Linked DNA regions of Homo sapiens: region 2 is linked to region 1. Evidence: read pairs that join two places in POLR2A ChIA-PET (ENCODE). Cell type or tissue: IMR-90. All regions are shown on one strand. Links, peaks and the distances in the headings refer to the core of each region. The heading gives the core; the rest is flanking DNA.

What was found. ChIA-PET counts read pairs that join two places held together with the same protein. Peaks named below come from ENCODE experiments on the same cell type or tissue, not always from the same donor. Only the 100,000 strongest peaks of a DNase experiment are listed, where the experiment ranks them.
Region 2: POLR2A ChIA-PET joins it to region 1 with 9 read pairs; 3 of 35 experiments call an interaction of 5 or more read pairs at or near these places.

What each region holds. Positions count from the first base shown.
Region 1 is chr1:154,155,507-154,164,912 of GRCh38, forward strand. It overlaps TPM3 (tropomyosin 3), which reads right to left. Exons shown (of 10, transcript NM_152263.4): 10 at 6,307-9,406. Among named protein-coding and RNA genes, the nearest start is that of NUP210L, 5.1 kb to the left of the region's middle. RefSeq lists a silencer at 508-685. In IMR-90, for the core only: no CTCF peak of the experiment used is centred there; a DNase peak (open chromatin) is centred at 35; H3K27ac peaks cover 464 bases.
Region 2 is chr1:153,633,361-153,650,164 of GRCh38, forward strand. It overlaps CHTOP (chromatin target of PRMT1), which reads left to right and starts at 706. Exons shown (of 6, transcript NM_015607.4): 1 at 706-983; 2 at 3,212-3,293; 3 at 4,935-5,088; 4 at 8,886-9,069; 5 at 9,867-10,004; 6 at 11,704-12,946. The coding sequence starts at 3,229. The coding sequence ends at 11,909. It also overlaps a transcript of S100A13 not described here. RefSeq lists an enhancer at 680-789 and a silencer at 1,130-1,209. In IMR-90, for the core only: no CTCF peak of the experiment used is centred there; no DNase peak of the experiment used is centred there.

The DNA of each region.
Region 1 (9,406 bases), core at 1-8,000:
TAGAAGTCAGATTCACGTCCGGCCTCCAGGCCAGAATGCAGGAAATGCCAGACACTGGCGTCTCAAAAGCAGCTTTCAAAGTTATCCACTCACACAGCCGGCCTCTAAGCAAATACTCTTGAGAGCACTTGTTGTTTTCTCCAAATATCCAAACAGAATATAAACTCAAAGCTGTTTCAGTACAGTTGGTTAAAACCACGCATTTATAGTAGTGATCAGCATTATATATTGTTTTAAGGAGCATAAATCCATAGTTTATAAGGATTGATATGGTTGTGAAGGAAAATGTATATAGTTCAGCCTGAGATGTCAGTGTTAACCTATAAAAGGCCCAGCACATTAAGTGTTCTTTCTAATCTTCATGTTTACTCTGACAATACTTATCTCCATTTTACAGATGATAAAACTAAACATTTGCTCTATATTAAATCCTGTTGCTCCAGCTGGGTGCGGTGGCTCACGCCCGTAATCCCAGCATTTTGGGAAGCTGAGGCAGGTGGATCACCTGAAGGTCAGGAGTTCGAGACCAGCCTGGCCAACATGGTGAAGCCCTGTCTCTACTTAAAATATAAAAAATTACCCGGGCATGGTGGCAGGTGCCTGTAATCCCAGCTACTCGGGAGGCTGAGGCAGGAGAATCTCTTGAACCAGGAGGCGGAGGTTGCAGTGAGCCGAGATCGAGCCATTACGCTCCAGCCCAGGCAACAAGAATGAAACTTCATCTCAAAAATAATAATAATAAAGAATAAATCCTGTTGCTACCACCCACAAAGATGCTATTTTTAACCCAAACCTCATAGCTTCTGTGGAGAAAGCACATTTAGTTTTAATAAATAAAAGTCAAATAGGTCTGAGGGTTGGAGGGACTGGTTCTTTATTTCAAAAAGACACTTGTCAATATTCAGTATCAAAACAGTTGCACTATTGATTTCTCTTTCTCCCAATCGGCCCCAAAGAGACCACATAAAAGGAGAGTACATTTTAAGCCAATAAGCTGCAGGATGTACACCTAACAGACCTCCTAGAAACCTTACCAGAAAATGGGGACTGGGTAGGGAAGGAAACTTAAAAGATCAACAAACTGCCAGCCCACGGACTGCAGAGGCTGTCACAGCCAGATGGGGTGGCCAGGGTGCCACAAACCCAAAGCAAAGTTTCAAAATAATATAAAATTTAAAAAGTTTTGTACATAAGCTATTCAAGATTTCTCCAGCACTGACTGATACAAAGCACAATTGAGATGGCACTTCTAGAGACAGCAGCTTCAAACCCAGAAAAGGGTAATGAGATGAGTTTCACATGGCTAAATCAGTGGCAAAAACACAGTCTTCTTTCTTTCTTTCTTTCAAGGAGGCAGGAAAGCAATTAAGTGGTCACCTCAACATAAGGGGGACATGATCCATTCTGTAAGCAGTTGTGAGGGGGTAGAGATGGGACAAAATTTTGGTCTCAGAGGTCTTACCATCTTAATTTGGTAACTTCTAATGAAAAAAATAAAAAATAGAAATAACATTATCCAAAGATATCTTAAAGCTGAAAACTTGAACAGCACATTTTTTGTTTTTGTTGTTGTTTGGCTAACTCCTCCTGGAATCACCTTTCTGGTTTAGCTAGTACTTTGTACAGAACAATGAGGTTTCCCACAGCGGAGTCTCCCTGGGCTCTGTTTGGCTCTCGGTAAGGCAGGCCTACACCTTTTCCTCTCCTCTATGGAGAGGGGAATATGCATTAAGGTGAAAAGTCACCTTCCAAAAGTGAGAAAGGGATTCGATTGCTGCTTCAGGACTGTGGAATTATTTGGAATGTTTTACAAATGGTTGCTACAAAACAACAAAAAAGGTAATTACAAAATGTGTACATCACAACATGCTTTTTAAAGACATTATGCATTGTGCTCACATTCCCTTAAATGTTGTTTCCAAAGGTGCTCAGCCTCTAGCCCAGCTGGATTCTCCGGGAAGAGGCAGAGACAGTTTGGCGAAAAAGACACAGGGAAGGAGGGGGTGGTGAAAGGAGAAAGCAGCCTTCCAGTTAAAGATCAGCCCTCAGTTAAAGGTCAGCTTCCCGCAGGCTGGCCTCAGGCGGAGTCTGGGTCAGAGGGAGGAGCAGCAGCAGGGTGGGACTGGGGCGTTCTACATCTCATTCAGGTCAAGCAGGGTCTGGTCCAGCATCCTTTGTGTACAGAGGTGCTCCTCTTTGGTGCATTTCAGTTTATCTAATGGGGGTAAAGGAGAGAAGTTACAAGAACTAGAAGTAAATTTCAAGGTCTACCCGCTCTTTGAGACTTGCTCCTGTTGCAGAGAAGCTGCAGACTGATAAAGCAGCTGCCTTCTCAGCCACAGAAGTGAGCTATTACATCACCCAGTTTTGTAGGGCCTTTGGCTTGCCTACTGAAGTTGTAGGTGTTGCTGCACTTCCTGGGTGAGGGAGTTAGGGCCCTTATCAGCCATTTCCTCTCCCTCCCACACCCAACCAACACTTTCAGCTTTCAGTCAATGAAAGAGCAAGCCTTAACCATCAGCCATCCACTTTTCTAGGTTTTGCCCACATAACAATACCCTCTTGAAATGGCTCACCGGAGTTTGAACATTGCAAACAATAGAAACATCAGAATCTCAGATTATAAAGAGCACAGGAAGATCCTCATGCACTACATGTTTTTTCGAAAAAGTAGAGGCCAAAGTAATAACTGATGGGATAAATAAAAGGGCGCTCACAGTTAAGTCAAATAATCTCTAAAGAAAACAAAGCCAAGAATACTACTGAAACAAGTAGTTGTAAGCAAACCTTGAGATTGCTGCAGAGCTATTGAACAGAACTAGCTTGTGACAGTTACTTGAAATTAACATAAAACCAGAAAAAGGACGCAAAAGTCAGAAAGAAAATCAGCAGCTGAACATTAAGGAGAATCTAATCTGTCTAGCAAGCAAACCACTCTGACTGCTCTAAAGAGGTGAGGAAAATACTCAAATCTTCAACTCAGAGAAGGTGATGGCAACACAGACCCATATTCATATCCCACAACTTTTCTTTCACTTCCCTTTTTTCCACCCAGTCAGAAGGACCCATTCCTGGGCCTGCCGATGAAGCAGTTACAACAACTTGTCAAGTCAGTCCTTTTATTGTTAAAAACATCCATGCAAGGGAACATATCCTACAGTCAGTGCCCAAGTGAAAGAGCAGCAAATAAGGGTGGAAAACAAAATTCTCGCAAGTTTTCTCACTATAATCTCTCAGGCCCCTCCCTTCTTCACCCATAATCTCTTCTAAAGGGACAGAAACTTCACAATGGTCAACTTCACAATGCTGTTAGGAAATCAACATTCTAACTGCCCCAATTAAAATGCAATTTGCTCAGGGCAAAATAATAACTTTTAAAAAGACAATCAGCTTTTTGTTGGGGTCCAGGTCAGTGGTGTGAGCAGTAAGCTCAGTTTAATGGGCATCATTGAGCCCTGCCCATCAGTCACACAGATCATGCAGCGTTAGCTTCAGCTCATTAGAAAGCAGGCGGTTTCGCTCAAGTTGGCTGTAGAGACGCTCTGCAGCAGCAACGGAGAGGAGGGGAACACAAGAGAAGGAGAGGAAAAAGAGGAGGAGAAAGAGAAAAAGGGAAAGTTAGTAGAGTACCAGAAGTAAATTATGAGTCTTTCAACTAGCTGGTATATATAACATGCATCTGTAAGGCAGGGTGGATGCAAGGAGGATTCAGATAGAGGGCAATAAGAGTCAGTCAGTTGGTGGAAAGACCAACAGAGGAAATTCAGACTGACAAGTTGGTAGGACAACATTTTGAGGGAGAAAAAATGCTTCCTTCACAATATTTATTCCCTGGGTTGAGAAACTGAAACAAGGGAAATGGCAAAGGAAGGAATACAGTTGGCTTCGAAGAAATGTGTTCACAATAATCAGGGTTTGAAAGGAATGGAAGTGAACAGCTGAACATTTTTCTGTGAAAGCATTCAAGACAGCATTATAAACAGTATACTGGGAGAAATATCCCCACACTCATTCACTCCTATACTTTCTAATGCTTTGTGTTACAGATATTGTGTGATAGACCCATTTCAGTGGCCTAGCCAATAAATATTCAATTTCTTCTTCTTCTTTAAAAGAACCCCAAACCTGTTAAGAGTCAACAAATAGTGTGCCTAGTCCCAGGGAAGGCAAATTACTGGTATAAGCTACTCAAGACTATCCTGTTGTTTTTCAGCCTCCCTTGCAGCTAGGGGTGATCATATGATCCAGTTTTAACCAATGAGATGTAGAAAGATAGTCTGCTGGGGGCTTCTGGGAAAACTTTAGCTTTCCCTCTTGCCTTCAACATGGATGTGATGACCAGAGTTGCATATTTCAATCTTAAGAGAAAAGACCAAGAGAATCATGGAAAGCCCAGCTACAACAGGCCACAGTTGCTCATGGCTAGATGTATGTGATTAAAAAACAAATCCCATATTTATTTAAGCTACTAAGTAAGTTATTTCCTTTTTTTTTTTTTTTTTTTTTACAAATCAGGCTAAAGGACAATTTAGCAAGCATTCCTGATACAAGCAGCTAAGTGCTCAAATCTAATAGGTTTATCTGGATTTTCCATTTGAAGCACACTTTAAAGAGATAGTGGGATATGGAAGATTCAAATACATCTGACTAGCACAGGGATAATACAACTTTGGGGACAGGAAAACCAAACTCTTCCTGGTATACTCCTAGTATCAACCTCTGAAATTCACAAATAAGTTTCTCCCTATATTTTACAGCCCGTTTCAAAATGGTCTCAGGATCTCAATATGAAAAAGATACTTTTCTGTCCTAAAATCATCTGCATATGTGAGCATTGCTCAGGTACCCTGCCTTGTGGGCTGAGGCTCTCCCCAGATTGACTGGGAAGCTAGAGACCAGTATGGTCCCAGTAATACTTGCCACTTTATGTACACTATCAAAACAGAAAGCATATATGTGTAAAAAGCCTGGGAGGGAATGACTAAAAATAATAGCTGTATTAAACAGTAGAATCAGGGTGAACCTTTAACTTGCACTCCCCATTAAACCAATGGTTCTCAATAGGGGTGGTATTGTGCACTCTTCTCTCCAAGGGGAGATTTTGAGTATGTATGGGAGGTTTTGATATCACAGTGACTAGAAGGCCCATACAGGTATCTGTTGGGCAGGGGACAGCAATACACAGGATTGTTCTGTACATCAACAGAACTGTCCTACTCTAAATGACAAACGTTCACCATTGACAAACACTATACAGGCTGAGAACCCAAATCTGAAAGTCCAAAATCCAAAATGCTCCAAAATCTGAAACTTTTTGAATGCCAACATGATGCTCAAAGAAAATGCTCATTGGAGGATTTTGGATTTTACATACACATACAGATGTGTGTGTTTGTGTGTGTGTGTATTAGAGACAAGGTCTTACTGTGTTGTCCAGGCTACAGTGTGGTGACTATTCATAGGCCTAATCATAGTGCACAACAGCCCTGAACTCCTAGGGCTCAAGCAAACCTCTTGCTTCAGCCTCCTGAGTAGCAGGAACTATAGGTGTGCATCACCATGCCTGGTATAAATTTCTGATTTTCGAATTTGGGATGCTCAACTGGAAAGTATAATGCAAATATTAAAAAAAAAAAAAAAAAAAAAAAGCAAAAATCCAAAACACTTCTGCTCCCAAGCATTTTGAATAAGGAATACTCAAAACTATACTAATGGTATATAAGCTTCATGAGGCCTGAGATTGGACCTGTCTTATTCACTGGGGCGTCCTTGTCAAAATAACAGGTGTTGAAATTTGTGAACTAATCTCTCAAATTTCCTGTGATGTTACATTACATATAGATCTCGTGAACAGCCTGAATTTAGATAATACCTATAACCAAGTTAGTTTGTGTGATTCTCACTTGGGAAAGAAGGATGTTATCAGGATCCTTTTTTTTTTTTTTTTTTTTTGAGTTTCACTCTTGTTGCCCAGGTTGGAGTGCAATGGTACGATTTTGGTTCACTGCAACCTCCACCTCCCAGGTTCAAGCGATTCTCTCGCCTCAGCCTCCTGAGTAGCTGGGATTACAGGCACCCACCACCACGCCCAGGTAATTTTTGCATTTTTTTTTTTTAGTAGAGATGGGGTTTCACCATATTGGCCAGGCTGGTCTTGAACTCCTGACCTCAGGTGATCTGCCCGCCTCCCAAAGTGCTGGGATTACAGGCATGAGCCACCGCACCCAGCCGCGTTATCAGGATCTTTATCCCTCAAAGCAGCCTGGTCAATTCTTTTCCATTTAGGGAAGAAATAAAGAGACAGAGAAGGAGTGAGAGCATTTTATTGCCTGACTAAATCACAGAACACAGAGTTTCCTAGGAATTGCATGAGGTCAGAAAGACAAATGCAGCTGTTCTCTCACTTTGAACTTAGTTTCTAACTCTGCTATCTCTAGTTATTAAAAATTAAGACCAGTACTAGCTCCTTAAAGTTTTTGGTTCCCTGATAATAGCTAAAACAAAACAAACGAAAAGGCAAGGCAGAGAACCTATTTGGTCTAGCGTTCTTTTCAGCTATATCTAATTAAGAAACAACCCCATGGCCAGGTGCAGTGGCTCAAGTCTGTAACCCCAGCACTTTGGAAGGCCGAGGCGGGCAGATCACGAGGTCAGGAGTTTGAGATCAGCCTAACATGTTGAAACCTAGTCTCTACTAAAAACACAAAAATTAGCCGGGCTTGGTTGCACGTGCCTGTAATCCCAGCTATTCAGGAGGCTGAGGCAGGAGGATCACTTAAACCCAGGAGGCGGAGCTTGCAGTGAGCCAAGATCACACCACCGCACTCCAGCCTGGGCAACAGAGCAAGACTCCGTCTCAAAAAAAAAAAAAAAAAAAAACACAAACCAACCCCATGGAGTTGGATAGTATTCAACCAACACCATGTGAAAGGAAGAGATTTGGTTGGGGCTAAGATAAAGCTGCCAAACAGAATAGGTCTAAGATAAAGCTGCCAAACAGAATAGGTCAGTTGTACCTATCAGATAACTTGGGGTTACTACATCTTATTCCTTATCTCAATGATGGTAACAAGGAAGGGCAAAATGGGCCTGTGGTTCTTAGAAATTAAGAGGGGGTAACATTAAGGGGACAAATGTTTTACTCTGATGCTTGACTTCACCCCAATACTAGTCCAGGCTCAAGTAACACAGGATGGCTTCTGCAAGGATATTAAGCCTTAAACAAAGGAATGAATTTAGCATTAGCACTAATTACATAGTACTTCATTGTCCACTTTGGTACCCCAGTTTGTTGGTCTCTATCCTTGGCTCACACTAGTCATACCGCAAGGAAAACAGGAGATACCACAGATCAGAGCTATAACACCTTACTTTTCTCCCAATCTCCCTCTTATTTCCTTCTTTTTTTTCTCTCCTGCCTCAGCCTCTCGAGTAGTTGGGACTACAGGCATGTGCCACCATGTCCAGCTAATTTTTGTATTTTTAGTAGAGACAGGTTTTCACCACGTTGGCCAGGATGGTCTTGATCTCTTGACCTTGTGATCCACCTGCCTCGGCTTCCCAAAGTGTTGGGATTACAGGCATGAGCCACCATGCCCGGTCTACTTCCTTCCTTTCTAAGAAGTCTTTCTTCATGTCAAAGCCAACTTCTGCCCAGGATCTGAATATTTAGAAATGCATTGTCCAATATAATAGCCACTAGCCACAGGTAGCCAAATTTAAATGAACTACAATGAAATACAATTAAATTTTAGCCCCTCAGCCACACTAGCCATGTTTTGAGTGCTTGACTGCCACATGTGGCTAATGTACTAGACATCATTACCAAAAGTTCTGTTGGAAAGCCCTGCTCTAAAGTAAATTATATTGCCTATATAATCTTCCTACCAATACACTCTTTTGCCCCTGAAAATGACTCCTCCTCTTCACTTCTTAACACTCAAAATGTACCCTCAAATTACTAAAGTATCAATGCATGTCCCATTTTCAGTTATCTTCCTTCTTAGCCTCTCTGTTGAAAAACCACTAGAAAGCATCCAACCCGGAACTTTTTAAAGAACTACTCAACCGTCTTCTTTCCCTCCAATCAGTTCCATTTGGTTCCTCCTCTTACATAACGTTTTCCTCATTGTTTAATTTTTTTTTGAGACAGAGTCTTGCTCTGTCACCCAGGCTGGAATGCCGTGGCACAATCTCAGCTCACTACAAGCTCCGCCTCCCGGGTTCACGCCATTCTCCTGCCTCAGCCTCCCAAGTAGTTGGGACTACAGGTGCCCGCAACCACGCCCAGCTAATTTTTTGTATTTTTAGTAGAGACGGGGTTTCAACGTGTCAGCCAGGATGGTCTTGATCTCCTGACCTCGTGATCCGCCCACCTCGGCCTCCCAAAGTGCTGGGATTACAGGCGTGAGCCACCGTGCCTGGCCTCTTTTTTTTGTATTTGCAATTGTCCTTCATGGTTCTAATTTACCTCCATGGCATAAACTACCTGTACCCCATATGGATTCCCAACTCTCTTATGTCAACCTCTCTGCCTCACGCCCTAGAATTTTGTTTTCACCCAGATACCTGCCAGATTGTCAGCCGTATCTTCTTTCCCTTCCCCCAGCTCCCCAAACCAGGACAACATGATCTCCCTACATCTTTAACCCCACCACTTTCCTACTCTTTTTTTGGGGGGGGTCTCATTCTGCCACCCAGGATGGAGTGCAGCAGTGTGATCACAGCTTGCTGCAGCCTCAGACTCCTGGGCTCAAAGGATCCTCTGGCTTCGGCCCTCCAAGTAGATAGGACTGCAGGCACGCACCACCATGTTTGGCTAAGTTTTTATATTTTGTAGAGACAGGTTCTCACTTTATTGCCAGGCTGGTCTCGAACTCCTGGATTCAAGAAATCCTCTCACCTCAGCCTCCTAAAGTGCAGGGATTACAGGCATGAGCCACTGCACCCGGCTAATTCTCCTACTCTAAAAACCAGTCATCCTTGTCTTTCCTCCTCACATCAAGTGGCCAGGCCTTTCACAATGCCTGTCTTTATTTAGTGCTATCTCTCCTGCCACTACTCTAGCTCAGACCCTGATTATTCTCTCCTAGAAAACTAAATTAACCTAACCCAATTTTTTCCAAAGTGTGGTGTATTCACTGCTATAGTTACTTTAATGTGATTAGGAAAAAACACTAACACATCAAAACTTTGATTTCAAAATAGAATTGTGTCAAGTAAGAACAAAATAAATCTGGAAATGAGTAGATCTGAAGAAAACAATGTAGGCAGCAATGAATATGGAAAAAGCCATCAAAAATGGTAACATAAATGGCTGAAATGTGAGAAACACCATGTTAGTGAATCACTTTGCTAATCTGCAAATTAGTTACCAAATTAATTCTTCTTATATGTTATTCAGATC
Region 2 (16,804 bases), core at 3,809-11,808, 520 kb before region 1:
AACAAATCAGAGAGAGAAAAGAGAAATCCCTATGTAGGTCTGCAACAAAATAAACACGGATGGCAGGTGTGGGGGGAGGACATGGAAACGCAATCGAGGACGCAAAGGTGCCCCACCCCAAGAAGGAGTAAACAGTATCTAGGCCAAGTTGGGGAGGGGAGGAAGTGAGGAGGAAAACATGGACGGGCGGTGGTGTTGGCCGGTGCAGGATGGGAGAGGAATTTGCTCCTAATACTGGCCTCCTGGGCCTTGGCTGGAGCATTTACGGCACTTCACAACTCTCAGACTGGGCGAGTGGCCATGAGGGGAAAACCAGTGCAAATTCCCCAGGCCCAATTGTCCGGAAGAAGACGAGGCAAGTCCGCGTAAAGATTTTTAGACGGTGTACCTTGGCTAGGGAACGGAGGGGCGAGGGAATTCGGGACCCAAATCCCCTCTAAGGCCCACATTAATAACTACCCCCAAGAGGTTGCAGCGCAACCACTACTGGAACGTGAAGTCCCCGGCACGCCCCAACAACAGGACCATTGGCCACGCCCCTAGGGGCGGGGCACTGCATGGAAAGCCCCGCCTTCGCCCTAAGGCTCCGCCTCTGACCTCTGCGCAGGCGTAGCTCAAATCTTTCCCGCCCTCTAGTCGTGCGCGGATCTGACGCCTGACGTAATTGCGTAGACGCCATTTTAGCCGGTCAGACAAGCACTGGACGTGGCGGCCATTTTGTTTTGGACACCGAGCAGGAGCTGGCGGCCGCTGCAGACGAAAGGCAGGAAAGGGCAGGCCGGGTGAGCAGACGGATCGGCCGACTAGACAGCCAACCAGCAACAACGAACTGAGCTCGCATACTACCGCTTACGCATCTAACCAACCGCCCATCTAGCTAACCCGAGCCCCTCCACCGTCAACTCAGGTTCGGCCGGTCCCCGGCCCGCCTGCCGGAGCCGTGGTGGCAGCCCCGGGAGGAGCACTGGCGTCTGTTTCCTTCGGTGAGTTTCGGTAGTGAGAAGGAGCCGGGGGAGGTGCGGTCTTGAGGAGCGGAAGGGGCCGGCGGACGCGGAAAGGGGGTGGTGGCATGTGGACATAGCTACGGTGTTGGAGCGTGGAGGCCCCGGGGAGGAGGCGGAGCCCCTGCGAAGGGGCGGGGGAGGGGCTGAACTGGAACCTGGTGGCGGGATTGATGGAGGTTGGGGTTTGATAGGATAAAAAGGAAACTTGGCGGGTAGAGCAGAAGTGGAAGTCTTGACAGGGCTTTGAGGATGGTAGGGAGATTAAGAAGTACAAGACTTTGAGGAATGTTGGAAATTAATGGCGGCTTTAGGGTTAAGTTTTGTGGAGGGCTCTTTGCGAGCTAATTCCCAGGTGAATTTAGAAAACCTTTCCTACTCCCCCAGATCGTCAGTTTCTTGTTAAAGTCCCTACTTGATTCTGGAGTTGAAAGCCACTTTTGAAACTAGGCATGCATATATATATGTATATATATACATACATATATATATATATTTTTTTTTGGGGGGGGACGGAGTTTCGCTCTTGTTGCCCAGGCTGGAGTGCAATGGCACGATCTCAGCTCACTACAACTTCCGCCTCCCGGGTTCAAGCGATTCTCCTGCCTCAGCCTCCGGAGTAGCTGGGATTACAGCCATGCGCCACCACGCCCGGCTAATTTTGTATTTTTAGTAGAGACATTTCTCCATGATGGTCAAGCTGGTCTCGAACTCCCAACCTCAGGTGATCCGCCCGCCTCGGCCTCCCAAAGTGCTGGGAAAACAGGCGTGAGCCACCGCGCCCGGCCCTGCCTGTATTTTCACTGTAGATCAGTGGTTCTCAACTTTAGCTGCACATTAGAAGCACCTAGGTAGCTTTCCCCCGACCCCACAATTGGTTCATTTCCAAACCTCATTACCAGAGATTGTGGTTTAATTGATCTAGGCCCAGATGTCTGTATTTTCTATTTTTTTAATTAATTTATATTTTTATAGAAACGGGGTCTTACCATGTTGCCCAGGCTGGTCTCGAGCTCCAGGGCTCAAGCATTCCTCCCGCCTTGGCCTCCCAAAGTGCTGAGATTACAGGCGTGAAGCACCGCGCCCGCCCTGTCCGGCCCTATGTTTTAAAAGCTCCTTGGATAAGTCATATGTAGTCAAGGTTGAAAATGACTGCTCTAGAGTAAAAGCCAAACTCGGCCCGGTGCGGTGGCTCACGCCTGTAATCCCAGCACTTTGGGAGGCCCAGGTGGGTGGATCAGGTGAGGTCAGGAGTTCAAGACCACCCTGGCCAACGTGGAGAAACCCCGTCTCTACTAAAAATAAAAAAAAATTAGCCGGGCATGGTGGCACGTGCCTGTAGTCCCAGCTACTCAGGAGGCTGAGGCAGGAGAATGGCTTGAACGGGGAGGCAGAGGTTGCAGTGAACTGAGATCACGCCTCTGCACTCCAGCCTGGGCGACAGAGCCAGACTCTGTCTCAAAAAAAAAAAAAAGCCAGACTCCATACTTTGATTGCTAGATTGGCTTCTGCCGTTTTTGAGAAATTCCCGGGTATTTTGTGGGCCTTGAAGTTTGTTTGTTTGTTTGGGGTTATTTGTTTGTTTTAAAGAGATGGGGTCTCAGGCCAGAGTGCAGTGGCATGATCACGGCTCTTTGCAGCCTCCAACCCCTGGGCTCTAGCGATTCTCCCACCTCAGCTCCCCTGAGTAGCTAGGACAACAGGTGCTGGCCACCATGCACCGCTAATTTTTTTTTTTTTTTTTCTTAGTAGAGACTGGGTCTCGCTTTGTTACCCAGGCTGGTCTCTAACTCCTGGCTTCAAACCATCCTGTGCCCTTGCCCTCCCAAAGTGTTAGGGTTACAGGCGGTGAACCACCATACCCAGCCACCTTGAAGTTATAATAATCTGAGGTAATTGCCATAGAAACTTAAGAACTTTTGCTGGGCGTTGGGTCCCAGTGATCCCAACACTGGGAGGCCAAGGTGGGAAAATCCTTTGAGGCCAGGAGATTACGGCTGCAGTGGCCACTGCATTCCAGCCTGAGTGACAGAGCGAGACCCTGTCTCAAAAAAAAAAAAAAAAGAAATTTAAGCACTTGAAATGTGCCCTCGTGTGCTCTTTAGTCATCAGTGATAAGGCCTTTTTATTTATTTTTGGCTTGGGCCTTGCCACTTATAGAAATGATGTCACTATTGTGATTTGCTCATTTTACGTATTGTTCTTTGTAGATTCTCGGGATTCGAAGATGGCTGCACAGTCAGCGCCGAAAGTTGTGCTAAAAAGCACCACCAAGATGTCTCTAAATGAGCGGTGAGGCAGCCAACAGCAACTTCAACTCCTTCCTAAGAAAACATTACTTAACTTGGCCCTGGGGTCCAATGCACAAAGCCAATTTTAAGCTAAATACCAACAGAAGGCTACAGACCTCTGTTCTTAGTTGCATCTCATGTGGTACACAAAACAAATTGGGCGGTTGTTTCAAAACCCCTTATCAGTAGACTTTTATGTTAAGCTGTCTGAAGTATTTATTTGGTGGGATGTATTTTAAAAGACTCCTAACACTCTTCCTTTTCACATTTTTTTACGTTGATACTGGGGTCGTGCAGCACGGTAGCATGGTACCCTGGCTACAGTAGGCTTGCTGCCCAGTCCAAGGCCAGCAGTGTTGTGTCTGGCCTGTAAGAGGCAGGTAGCAAGCCATGAATATGTCCAAAGGCCCTTGAATGTCATTCTTGGGCCTTGTAAGAGGCACTCGCTTTGCTCCATTTCACTTTCTTTCCATTCTGCTTTTAGTTTGGTTTTGTTTTGGATTCTTCTACAGTTAAGTGTTCTTCTCTTCCATTCCATTATACTTCCTTGACAGAAATAATGAGTCTCTTCACAGGCTCATAAATGATCAAACTGATGTAACTTTGAAAAGTAACTACTTGGAGTCAGAAAAAGTGATGATTGGAGACTAAGAAAAGTAAAGATATTCAAAGGCAGTTTCTATCTCTGACAACTTTGTTCATTAAGAGTGCCTTTGTTTAGGCGCGGTGGCTCATGCCTGTAATCCCAGCACTTTGGCAGGCTGAGGCGGGCGGATCACGAGGTCAGGAGTTTGAGATCAGCCTGCCCAACATGGTGAAACCCTGTCTCTACTAAAAATAGAAAAATTAGCTGGGCGTGGTGGCGTGTGCCTATAATCCCAGCTACTCAGGAGGCTGAGGTAGGAGAATCACTTGAACCCGTGAGGCGAAGGTTGCAGTGAGCCAAGATCCTGCCACTGCACTCCAGCCAGGGCAACAGAGGACAGAGTGAGGCTCCGTTTCAAAAAAAAGAATGCCTTTGATCAGTGATTTCATTAAGTTGACTTTCGACCACTGAAATTTACTTAATGTCTATTTTTGCCTCTTCTGAGGCATATGTGCTTCTCTCCTTATCTCTTTGGCTATGATAAGCTAATTATTTATGTTTGCATAATATTTATGTTTGCATGTTAGTGACATATATTTTAAAATGTGATACACTCCTGTAATTTATGAGAGTATGTTCATTGCTGTGAGCTTTGAAGGTGCTCTAATCCTTCCTCATATTTGGCCTTAGAATGCACCTCGGATCCCCCAAGGTTTAGGCTTTCTTCATTTGTCTTTGAAACTATATCTTCTGTCTCTTGTCATATCTGCTTATTGCGTGTTTTTCATACCTTCCACCTCTCTAAAAGCCGTTACCTGAGCCCTCGTTATCACTTTTGGTTGAATGTGCTGCACTTAGCTGCATTTCTAAGTTTCTGATTCTTGCAAGTTTGTGGAAACAGAGGAGTCTTTAACCCACATCAGCCTTGATCTAAGTGTACCACTTTACTTAAAAGTTCGTGGGATCTGGAGCTCCTGGTCTAGCAAGCCATGAAAATGCCAATAAATGTTTGTAATAAAGCTTTTATTTAAACATCCATTTTGTTCGACCTTGAAGCTTTACTAATATGCTGAAGAACAAACAGCCGACGCCAGTGAATATTCGGGCTTCGATGCAGCAACAACAGCAGCTAGCCAGTGCCAGAAACAGAAGACTGGCCCAGCAGATGGAGAATAGACCCTCTGTCCAGGCAGCATTAAAACTTAAGCAGGTGAGAGAATGGGTCTTAATGCTCCAGAAGCAGCTGGTGATCTCTGTGAGGGAGTCCACTGAGGCTGTCAGGACGTGATGGATGATTGCAAAGTGGCTCAGGGCAAAAAGCTGAAACTTCTCTGGAAGAAAGAGAAGTTCAGAGAATTCCAATTTTGGCAGGTACCAATAAGTAACTTTTTACTGTCTTTCTCTTTTAGGGAGTTTGCCATCTATGTGGCCTGTTTCTGTTACCAATGAGTATTAATCTTTTGTTTTCTGATCCTTAACCCTTAACATAGATTAATGGCTTATTCCACAAAGAAACTTTATTTCAGCTTTAGATAATCTCACAGCATCCTTTACTCTCTGTTAAATGATTTACCCAACAGGGAAATAATTTTATTCTTTTTCCCATAGTGCAGGGAGTTTGCATGGCCTTAGTCAAAGGTTTTCTTTTTTTTTTTTTTTTTAGACGGAGTCTTGCTCTGTCGCCCAGGCTGGAGTGCAGTGGCACGATCTCGGCTCACTGCAAGCTCCGCCTCCCGGGTCCATACCATTCTCCTGCCTCAGCCTCCCGAACAGCTGGGACTAAAGGTGCCCGCCACCACACCCAGCTAATTTTTTTGTATATTTAATAGAGACAGGGTTTCACCATACTAGCCAGGATGGTCTCGATCTCCTGACCTCGTGATCCACCCGCCTCGGCCTCCCAAAGTGCTGGGATTACAGGCTTGAGCCACCGCGCCCAGCAGTCAAAGGTTTTCAATGCTAAAATATACAGAGTAGAGTGACCCTCATTTCCACAGCACCTAAAGTTTTACCAGTAAAGTGGAGCAAGAATACTGAGTAATTTGAGTTAGGGGTTCTCTTTTTCAAATTTACAGTGAGAGATAATCCTATTCAGACCTGAAATAAAACCTGCTCTTTATTATTCATAGAATTTATATGCAAGTCCGGACAGTGGCTGTGGAAGGATATGTCCAAGCTGTGGCTGGGCGTCTGGAGGGCAGTGCCATGCAACTGTAAGGGCTTTGGTAGCATTGCATGGCTATGCATAAATTCAGCAGTTAAATATAACACCCTTACACCCCCACCCTGAACCATTGGGCTCACTGACCAAAAATAAACAAGGGTGTCTGCTTCGGCTACCTTAAGCCTTGGAGTGACTGGATTCCTCCCTGACTCAGGAAAGCAGCAAAAGGCACCATTTTCCAAGAGTAAATGGAAGTTGCTGAAGATGAATCTCTGACAGATCATTCCAAAGGACCTTTCAACAAGAAGCTTTAAGTATAGGCTCTGCAGGAAGTAGTCCCTATCCAGAGTAGTACTATTAAATAGAATTTTTTTATGTTTTTGGTTTGGTTTGGTTTGGTTTGTTTTGAGACGGAGTCTTGCTCTGTCACCCAGGCTGTAGTGCAGTGGTGCAATCTCAACTCACTGCAGCCTCCGCCTCCCGGGTTCAAGCGATTCTCCTGTCTCAGCTACAGGCGCCCGCCACCACACCCGGCTAATTTTTGTATTTTTAGTAGAGACGGAGTTTTGTCATGTTGGCCAGACTGGTCTTGAACTCCTGACCTCAAGTGATCTGCCTGCCTCAGTATCCCAAAGTGTTCAGATTACAGGCATGAGCTACCGTGCCCAGCCAGAACTTTCTACAATGATGGAAATGTTCTGTATTTGCTCTCCGGTACAGTAGCCACTAGTCACATGTGGCTATTGAAAACTTTAAATGTGACTAGTGCAATTAAGGAGCTTAATTTTTTTTAATTTAATTTTAGGCCAGGCCTGTAATCCCAGCACTCTGGGAGGCCAAGGCAGGCGGATCACTTGAGGTCAGGAGTTTGAGACTAGCCTGGCCAATGTGGCAAAACCCCATCTCTACTAAAAAAAAAAAAAAGCCGGGCATGGTGGCGCATACCTGTAATCCCAGCTACTCAAGAGGCTAAGGAGAATCTCTTGAACCCAGGAAGTGGAGGTTGCGGTGAGTGGAGTTGGCACCACTGCATTCCAGCTTGGGTGACAGTGAGACTCTGTCTCAAGAAAATAAGTAAAATTTGCTTTTAATTTAGGCTGGGTATGGTGGCTCACACTTGTAATCCCAGCACTTTGGGAGGCCTGGGCAGGTGGATCACCTGAGGTCAGGAGTTCAAGACCAGCCTGGCCAACATGACAAGACCCCGTCTCCACCAAAAATAAGCCAGGCGTGATGACAGCTCCTGTAATCCCAGCTACTCGGGAGGCTGAGGCAGGAGAATTGTTTGAACCTGGGAGACGAAGGTTGCAGTGAGCCAAGATCGTGTCACTGCACTTCAGCCTGGGCAACAGAGCGAGACTGTATCTCAAAATAAAAATAATTGAAATAGCCACATGTAGCTATAGAGGCTGCCTTACACAGCACACCTCTAGAAGGGAAACTAAGTGGTATAGTTGACATCCTTAACTTCCCTGTTAATATTAAAGGCCGGTATTGGTGGCACTTAAGGATTGGAATGGGTAAAGAACTTCCCAGCACTGTACAGTTCTTTTAAAGCACAAAGCTTGGGAGAATTAATATATGCAGGATAACTGAACGCAAGAGACTTGTGGAATGCAGTTCTAACCTGATAATTGTGTGTTAATCGGGAGTAACAGGACAGGCCGTTACGGTTGGTTACACCTACTTATGCTAGATGCATAATGTTTGGAGCCTTCCCCACTGATGAGAAGCAATTTATGATCTTGTGCTAGAAAGTTAATAATGCTTCACAGCATCTTTTTGAGAGGTTGATTAGAAAACACACACATACACGTTGGTAGTCACTTGTGGGTGAAGCCTGAAGGGGCTATACAATTTATTTTCTTTCAGATTGACTGATGGCTTTATGGACAGCCAGGCTTACTAGGAGCTTGGTTGTGTTCAGGGCTATTGCTGTCCCTTTTTCCTTTGAAGGAATTTAATTCTCTGAGATGTAGTCTTAATGGTTTTCTTTTGAGAACAGATTCTTAAAAATACCCTATCTCTGTAGTGTGTCCTTGTTCTTATATATGGCCCTGAGTTTTGTGATCACCTGAATAATTCTAACATACGTTTGGCTGGCTGACTGTGGAGATACATTTGAGTTACATGTTTATTTTTAATTTAAGGTCATCATTGTTTTAAAGGAGCTGTTTGCAAGTGCAGGCATGGAATTAGGGATTTTTAAGAAATGTAAGGAAAGGAGATTTGACTTTCTTGTGTTTATTTACATCTTAAGGTAAAAAGTGGACCGTCTGGAAATAGATTCTCAGAGGAAAAATGGAGCACACGGGCCTTTTTGAGAAATCAATCTTGTTCTTAAGTCACAAGAACTCAAGTGAACTTGTAATTTAAGTTTTGCCCAGAGTGTGATGAACTTCCTATGGTGTTTGAGTAAGCCTTTGAAGACAGTGGTAGTCCATGGGCAGGTATGAATCAAGTCATATAATTGTCAACCTGTAGTTCAAAAGCAGTACAATCCAGGATTGAACTATAGAATGTTCTTACGAAAACTTAAGTTTCAACTGGCAGTGTATGACTTCTGTAGCCAAACTAGTGAGGTAATTTGTGGAGATGCCCATTTCATGGGACCACACTTGAGCTTCTTGGAGTTTCTGCTCTGGATCAAAATTCTGCTGCTTGTATAACATGTTCTGAGGCAAAGGCTTGCTTCTGGTTTGGGATCCTTTTGACACCCACAACAGGTTTATCTCCCTTCACACCAGCATCTCACTTGCTTCTTTTTCTCTGCACTTTGAGTTGCCAAATCCTGTTGGATTGCTTTTTTGATCTCAATCCCCTAACACCTTTTCTTCCAGAAGAGCTTAAAGCAGCGCCTGGGTAAGAGTAACATCCAGGCACGGTTAGGCCGACCCATAGGGGCCCTGGCCAGGGGAGCAATCGGAGGACGAGGCCTACCCATAATCCAGAGAGGCTTGCCCAGAGGAGGACTACGTGGGGGACGTGCCACCAGAACCCTACTTAGGGGCGGGATGTCACTCCGAGGTCAGTGCTGTGTACCCTGATAATTGTCGGGCCCTACTCCCTTCCCTTTTCTCTTGGGCTGCTTATGGACACGTTTGTTTAACATCTTTAAGCCTGAATTTGTATTAATATAATAACTTCTGAAATCACATATTTTTAATAGTGCTGCATGTCTTTTATCAATACCATTCCTTTTCTGATAATGTGCAATGGTGAGAGGCTATGACCTGCGTAACAACAGGTAATTCATGTCATCTCCATTCCATTTTAAAACACCCTGCTGTTGCTTGAATCAAAGCACATTCAAGTTCTAGAAACAAGTCAAACATAAGAAATTTATAGGTCTTTTGGCCTATATCTCTTTGTTCCTGGTGCTAGTAAAACACTGATACAGCTGGAAAAAGAGGACAAGTTGACCCACAGCACTTACCTATATATGTTCATTTGGGGCACTATTACTCTGTTCCCTGTATAGTTCTTGTTCCCTAGAAGAATCTGTTGAGATCAGGAACCATAGCATTTATTTTTAAATTTACCATAATGCTAGGCATCTATCTGATTATTCAGTAGATATTTATTAAATGTATGTACTTACTAATTGAATTAACTCCCAACTTCCAAAAATGGATTTGTGGTCAGACTTGTTGAATTGATTGAATAAAGAGTAGCTTAATCTGTTCACAGTATGCAGCTTGCCCCAGCCAACCTAAAAACTAACTGAATTACCTTCATTTAACCCTCACCGCCTTCCTTTGGTTAGAATCTACTTTGTGTCTCTTGGATTTACCTGCATATACATTGTATGCCTCCTCTCTAAGGTCAAAACCTGCTCCGAGGTGGACGAGCCGTAGCTCCCCGAATGGGCTTAAGAAGAGGTGGTGTTCGAGGTCGTGGAGGTCCTGGGAGAGGGGGCCTAGGGCGTGGAGCTATGGGTCGTGGCGGAATCGGTGGTAGAGGTTAGTCAGCTACCAACTTCAGAGAGTAGCTCCCCCTTACTTTCCTCCCTTAAAAACTCAGAGCCACCTTTCTGCACAGCTTCAAGTCATAGGCAGGCTTCTTTGTTTGTCTTGTTTTGTTATTTGAAACTGGCTTATTTTTCAAATTACCATGCTGGTAGTGCAAAAGTCTCATGATTTTTCCAAGAATCAATCAAGTGCATATTATAGAGCCAGATTATATGCCATCTTCCTCCAAGCTCTTGCAAATTTAAATTGTATAGTTGAAAATACCCCCCAAAATGGTCAGTTTAGGGTTTTGCCTTTCTCTGCCCCTGTCCCACCACCATCACCACCACATACCACCCTGTAGCTCCAAATCCTGGTTTGAGTCACATGAGAATATAGAAGAGAGAGAGAGATACAAAGATGAAGTAGAGTTAAGAGGGTGGTGAGACTTGGAGCTGGGCATTGGCTCTGAAACCAAATAAATTCAATGTCACATTTGGTGCCTGTGGAGAACCAGAGATGACTTTTTTTGCTTAAGGTAGAGAGCAAGATGGAATTATTATCAGTTAACTAACTGGCTCTTATTGATAATCTTGCCTTTGAAATTTATTGATGTTTGTCTTGTGACCTCATGACCCAGATTGGGAAAGAGTTTAATGATGTTGCTGCTGTTAATACTAAATCTCATGGGAGCCTTCTGGTTTAGAGCTTAGTGGAAAACTCCCAACACCTGTCCAGAAAAAAAACACTATTGAAGCCCCTGTGTATATTTGCTTTGGTTCTCTTAAAAGGTGTCTTGGGTCTTCCATAACTTATGACCTTGAAGTTGCCAAGGAATAATAACTGTTAGGAAAGAAAAGTTGATAACCAAGGGCTTGTTTTCTTCTCTCCCATTATATGATACTTACTGAGTGAAGTGCAAGCTAGTTTGGGTTTCAGGATGAAATAACATGTTTCCAAATTATCTTGACTTGGATCCTGAGAGACATCACGAGGGTGGGAGAGACTAAAATAGCTTTTCAAAAAGCTGAGTTTGTTTTGTTAACTGAATTCACACTGCTTCTCAGATAACCACAATTGTCAGTTGTCATAAGGTAACTAGAATTAAAGGTAGAAATAGCTAGGACAACTCAAAATATTTTTTCAAATCTCCCCTACATTGTTCCTGTGTCAGAAAAACTCAGTCTCCTGACACATGAGGTCAGCTAGCTCATTAGACTTGATAAGTTTAAGGACAGGTGAGATGACTTTCCAGAAGGGTCTCCAATAAACTTAATTTGAAAACTGTCTTGTCTTCACACCCCTGATGCTCTGTGCTCTTGTTACCACCTCCCTATCTTACCAAATGGGGTTATCTGTCATGTATTTTAATTATGAACTTAGTGAATCTCAAATGTTAGGTAATTTTATCTTAGGATTGATTAAGGTTTTTTAAAATTATAGTTGCCAGTTAATTATTTTCCTTTATTGATAGAATAAAATTTGTTAAAATAGCATTTAGAGATGATCATGTGATAGAGGATTCATTATGTGTGCTTTCCATGTGTTGCTTTCTACCCATTGTGTTTCCTTTTTTTCCAGATTTCTCCTCTTTGCCCTGCCCTTCAGCTTTTCTCAGCTAGGCCCCACTGCTCTAAGGGGCATTTACTACAGCACCTATTAAACTTACTTGTAACTGTCTCTTTTTTTTTTTTTTTCCCCTTTGGGCCAGGTCGGGGTATGATAGGTCGGGGAAGAGGGGGCTTTGGAGGCCGAGGCCGAGGCCGTGGACGAGGGAGAGGTGCCCTTGCTCGCCCTGTATTGACCAAGGAGCAGCTGGACAACCAATTGGATGCATATATGTCGAAAACAAAAGGACACCTGGATGCTGAGTTGGATGCCTACATGGCGCAGACAGATCCCGAAACCAATGATTGAAGCCTGCCCATCCTCCCATGAGAGACTCTTGTTAGTCAACACATCTGTAAATAACCTTGAGATAACAGATGAGAAGAAATCTGATTGATGCTGGATGGACCTATCACAATAGGCTGTGGACTTACTTGCCACCAGCTTGTGCATTTAGTGTGTTCCTTTTACTTTTTGATACTGTGTTGTATGAAACCCTTTTGTCCTTTGATTTGGTTTTTTGTTTTTGTTTTTTTAGGGGGGAGGGGGGGTTTCCCCTCCTTTGCCCAGACTTCTCTTTGAACACAAATGCATTAGCCTTGTGGCTAGAACACCCTCTTCCTACCTCTGTCTCCCCTCACTTGTCATATGCTCTGACATGCTAACATTTCTTTTGTTCATCCCTGTTGCCCCCACAGAAACATCCCAGAAAAACCGGTCAGTGTTCCTTCCTCCCTGATCCTTAGGTTTCTGAAATAGGGTTCTGTTACATCCTCTTCGATAGCCTGTTTAAAATGTTTAGAAGGTCTGGAGCTCAAAAATGCGTTCTTCCACATTGATAATTTAGTAAACTGAGAACATTGACATCACTACAGGGCAGCATAAGAGGTTGCTTACATGTGGTAGCAGCTCTGGTTTGATTCAAGTTGCTACCATGTACATTGACAGCACATATACCATAACCAGCGTGTTGGGTTGAATTGCACTTTCTACCTTTGTATGAGATTTACAGACTTTCCTTCTGGGTTTGTATCATGACCAGAGGGGTACTATAGGGTTGGTTTATACTGCAATATAGAGGATCAGAAGCCATTTGATTTGGTAGGTGTGTCAGAAGGGAGAATGATGGCAGACGAACTGCTGGAAGAGGTCAGAAGATAGCCATGCTAAAATGCAATTATATCCTCATGTTTATCCCAAACTAATCTTGGACTTTTCCACTCATTAGCTTTGTTTTGCCCTTGTTTCCCTTGAAGGTTTAAGTTCAACCATATTCTGTCAACTGTTCAGTTTCAGTGGAATCTTGTATTTCTGGTTCATTATAACAAACTGTTCGCTTAAATCCACCCAGGACTCTCTTTATTTGAGGTGCCTCAAAATGCCATGGCTACTTTAATGATGTTTTTTTTTTTTTTTCTTGTGACCGAGTCTCGCTCCTGTCACCAGGCTGGAGTGCAGTGGCGCGATCTTGGCTCTGCAACCTCCAACTCTCTGGTTCAAGCGATTCTCCTGCCTCAGCCTCCCGGGTGGCTGTGACTACAGACATGTGCCACCACACCCAGCTAATTTTTGTATTTTTAGTAGAGATGGGGTTTCACCATGTTGGCCAGGATGGTCTTGATCTCTTGACTTGGTGATCCACCCGCTTCAGCCTCCCAAAATGCAGGGATTACAGGCGTGACCCACTTTCAGCCTCCCAAAGTGCAGGGATTACAGGCGTGACCCACTGCACCCAGCCACTTTAATGATGTCTTGATATACCCCTTGTATGGTTGAGAGTTTCTTTCTTCTTACTTGTGTTAAAATTCTGGAGAGCCTGTGGCTTTGAGCAGAAAGTGAAGAATTTGACTTCCTCTGAGCTCTGCAGAAATAACACCACGCCCACAAAAACTCAAGGAAGATTGTCTTGGGCAACATTCTGGGCCCTTGGGCCCTGGCACATATTTCCCTTTTTCCCTATGTTGAGAGCTGAAGAGAAAAGAACCTAGTAGCGCCCAGCCAAGCCAGTTGTCATTGGGCTGCCTTTCACCCTAAACTGCCAGGAGGTTGTACTTACTGGGGGCTGGGAAGGAAATTTTGGTCAGGACAACCCAAACTTGAATCCTGTGATGTGGGGTGTCTGTAGGTCCCAAGGGAGATGGGCAGTGGGGGTCTAGCAGAAGGCTACAGGTTGGACGGTGACTGCAGAACTGAATCCCCAGTTCAGCTCCTTCTGCCTTTTCCAGTGCTAAAGCATGAGGACTTCCCCTCCCAGCCAACCTCCCCAACAACCCAAACAAGTGCAAAATGCCAGGCTCCCTCCTACCCCAGAGGAGACTGATGCTTAAGAGTTCTCTATAAAGGAGGTGACTGCCGTAGCCTAGGCTTCCTTCCTTCTACCTCCATGTCCTTCCTACTTCATTGAAAGAATTTATCCCCAAATCGCTTATGTGGGGCACAGGGAACTCTCCTATCAGCCAAGGGTCCTCCAGCCCCACCTACTGCTCACTACAGTTCCCAGGGTCTCCTGAGGCCTGTGTCCCTGTCATCCTCAGTCACTGGTCGTGTGGGACAAGGTGAGTAAACCTGACCTCCTCTGGGTCAGCCTTTCATTCAGCTGCCATGTGCTGAGGGCTTGCCATACCAACACAAGGCATCCTTTGTAAGGGTAACATTAGGAGCATAGGGAAGAGGTTGATGAGCTGGATCTTTTAAGACAAGGGAAAGTAGAGAAAATACACCAAGCAGAGGGAACCAAGTGTAAAGGTACAGTGCTAAAAGAACACCTGAGGCTGGGCACAGTGGCTTACGCCTGTAATCCCAGCACTTTGGGAGGCCGAGGCGGGTAGATCACCTGAGGTCGGGAGTTTGAGACCAGCCTGACCAACATGGAGAAACCCCGTATCTACTAAAAATATGAAATAAGCTGGGCGTGGTGGCACATGCCTGTAATCCCAGCTACTCGGGAGGCTGAGACAGAAGAATCACTTGAACCCGGGAGGCGGAGGTTGCAGTGAGCCGAGATGGCGCCATTGCACTCCAGCCTGGGCAACAAGAGTGAAACTCCATCTCGAAAAAAAAAAGGTGGTCCTGCTGCTATGAATAGATAGCTCCATGGACCCAGCAGGGGTTAGGGTAGAGGCTCCCACTTATGCCTCGGTGGGCTCTCCCACCTGCGTCACACCCTGGCTAGTGACCCAGTCAGACGTGCTGGGGACCCTGGCTGACCACCTGTACCAGGGGCAAGGAAGGAAGGAGAGGGGAGCATTGTGAAGCAGGGCAGGATGACTCTTGAAGGTGGAGACAGGCCCTGGACAGCTCTGGGACCCTTAATGGTGGCAGCAGCCCCCAGTCATAGGCCTCATTGTGTGGGCAGCCTGGGACAGCTAAGATCCCCATGAGGTCTCTTTAAAGGATTCACTAAATGCTCCATTTAGTCTTGGTTTGTTTTTTTGTTTTGTTTTGTTTTTTGAGATGGAGTCTCGCTCTGTTGCCTGGCTGGAATGCAGTGGTGCAATCTTGGCTCACTGAAAACTCCAACTCCCTGGTTCAAGCAATTCTGCCTCAGCCTCCTGAGTAGCTGGGATTACAGGCATGCGCCACCACACCCAGCTAATTTTTGTATTTTTAGTAGAGACGAGGTTTCACCATGTTGGCTAGGATGGTATCGATCTCCTGACCTCGTGATCCATCTGCTTCGGCCTCCCAAAGTGCCGGGATTACAGGCGTGAGCCACCACGCCTGGCGATTTTGTTTCTTACCCTTTAGTGTAAGGTGATTATCAGCTGAAGATTTAAACACATCCATGAGGAGATGGGGGAAGGGGTTCCTTCAGAAAGTCCTAAAGCTTTCCTCTGGAATTTTTTTTTTTTTTTTGGAACAGAGTTTCACTCTTATTCCCCAGGCTGGAGTGCAATGGCACGATCTGGGCTCACCACAACCTCCACCTCCCAGGTTCAAGGGATTCTTCTGCCTCAGCCTCCCGAGTAGCTGGGATTACAGGCATGCACCACCACGCCCGGCTAATTTTGTATTTTTAGTAGTGATAGGGTTTCTCCATGTTGGTCAGGCTCGTCTCGAACTCCTGACCTCAGGTGATCTGCTCGCCTCGGCCTCCCAAAGTGCTGGGATTACAGGCATGAGCCACCGCACCCAGCATCCCCTTTGGATTTTAATTCAAAGCACATACTCTCAGGAGTTTAATTTCAAGAGGAAAGCCAGTTCAGACAACAGAGAAGAGAAAGGAGGTGGGGGAAAGGTAGACGGGAAAGATAAAAGAAGAAAGGCCCCTAATGTTTTCCTCAGCACTGCCAAGGCAGGACCTCACCCTCAGCCTCTGACCCCTTTGTGATAAGCAGGAGTCCTGGGGCCTGGCCAGATAATTCACCCATGGGGGATGTGGGCAGATGGCAGCTCTCCAGAAGCACCAGTTAAGATAGCTTGAACCACAGACCTGACTACCTGCCCTAACCCCTCCCAGCTCCCACCTCTACTGCTGCCCCTCCAGTTCCTCCACTGAAGCTTCGTAAGGCTCCCCAAACAGAGGTTTGGCCTCCCAGAAAGCAGGATGTACCAGGAATATCCTCATCCCTATCCTTTGGAGCTCACAGAGGCCCAAAGAAGTCTGACTCTCAGGTCTTCCTCCCCAGTTAAAGGCATTACCAGACACCATTCTGTGAACCCTCTCTCCCACAAGAAAGGCCTTCTTCTAAGCCCCACCCAGGCTCTACAGAGGGTGCAGGTTGCAGGTGCCCTCCAGGCAGAGTGCACTATGTGTGCTGCCTGAGAGAATATAGCATGTTCCGGCAGAGCTTCCACCTGGGCCTACCCCAGAACCCACCTTGAGGTAGCCAGCAAGGAGAAGGCAGTTCAACCTAAGCATGGGGAGAACAGAGTCAGAAGAGTCTGAGAGGCAGGGAAGAGCCAGTGCTTCCAGGAGATGAGAAGAGACCTAAAGTCTAGAACAGAAAGGCTTGCAGGCACTGAAATCCCAAAAGCACCCAACTCATCACCCCAAGAAAACAAGCTGCTCCAGGATTCTGGCAGGGATGAGGATTGGCAGTGTGGACACAGCTGGGTTGGCAGTGTATCCTGACCACCAGCTTCCTGCCAAGTGTGTGTTTGTGCCAGTCAGCCTGTGGCAGACACAGCAGCAGGTGGCCCCAGCACATGCGCAGTGGCCATGGGGAGTGAGATCCCTAGGTCTGACTCTTTGGGGGACATTA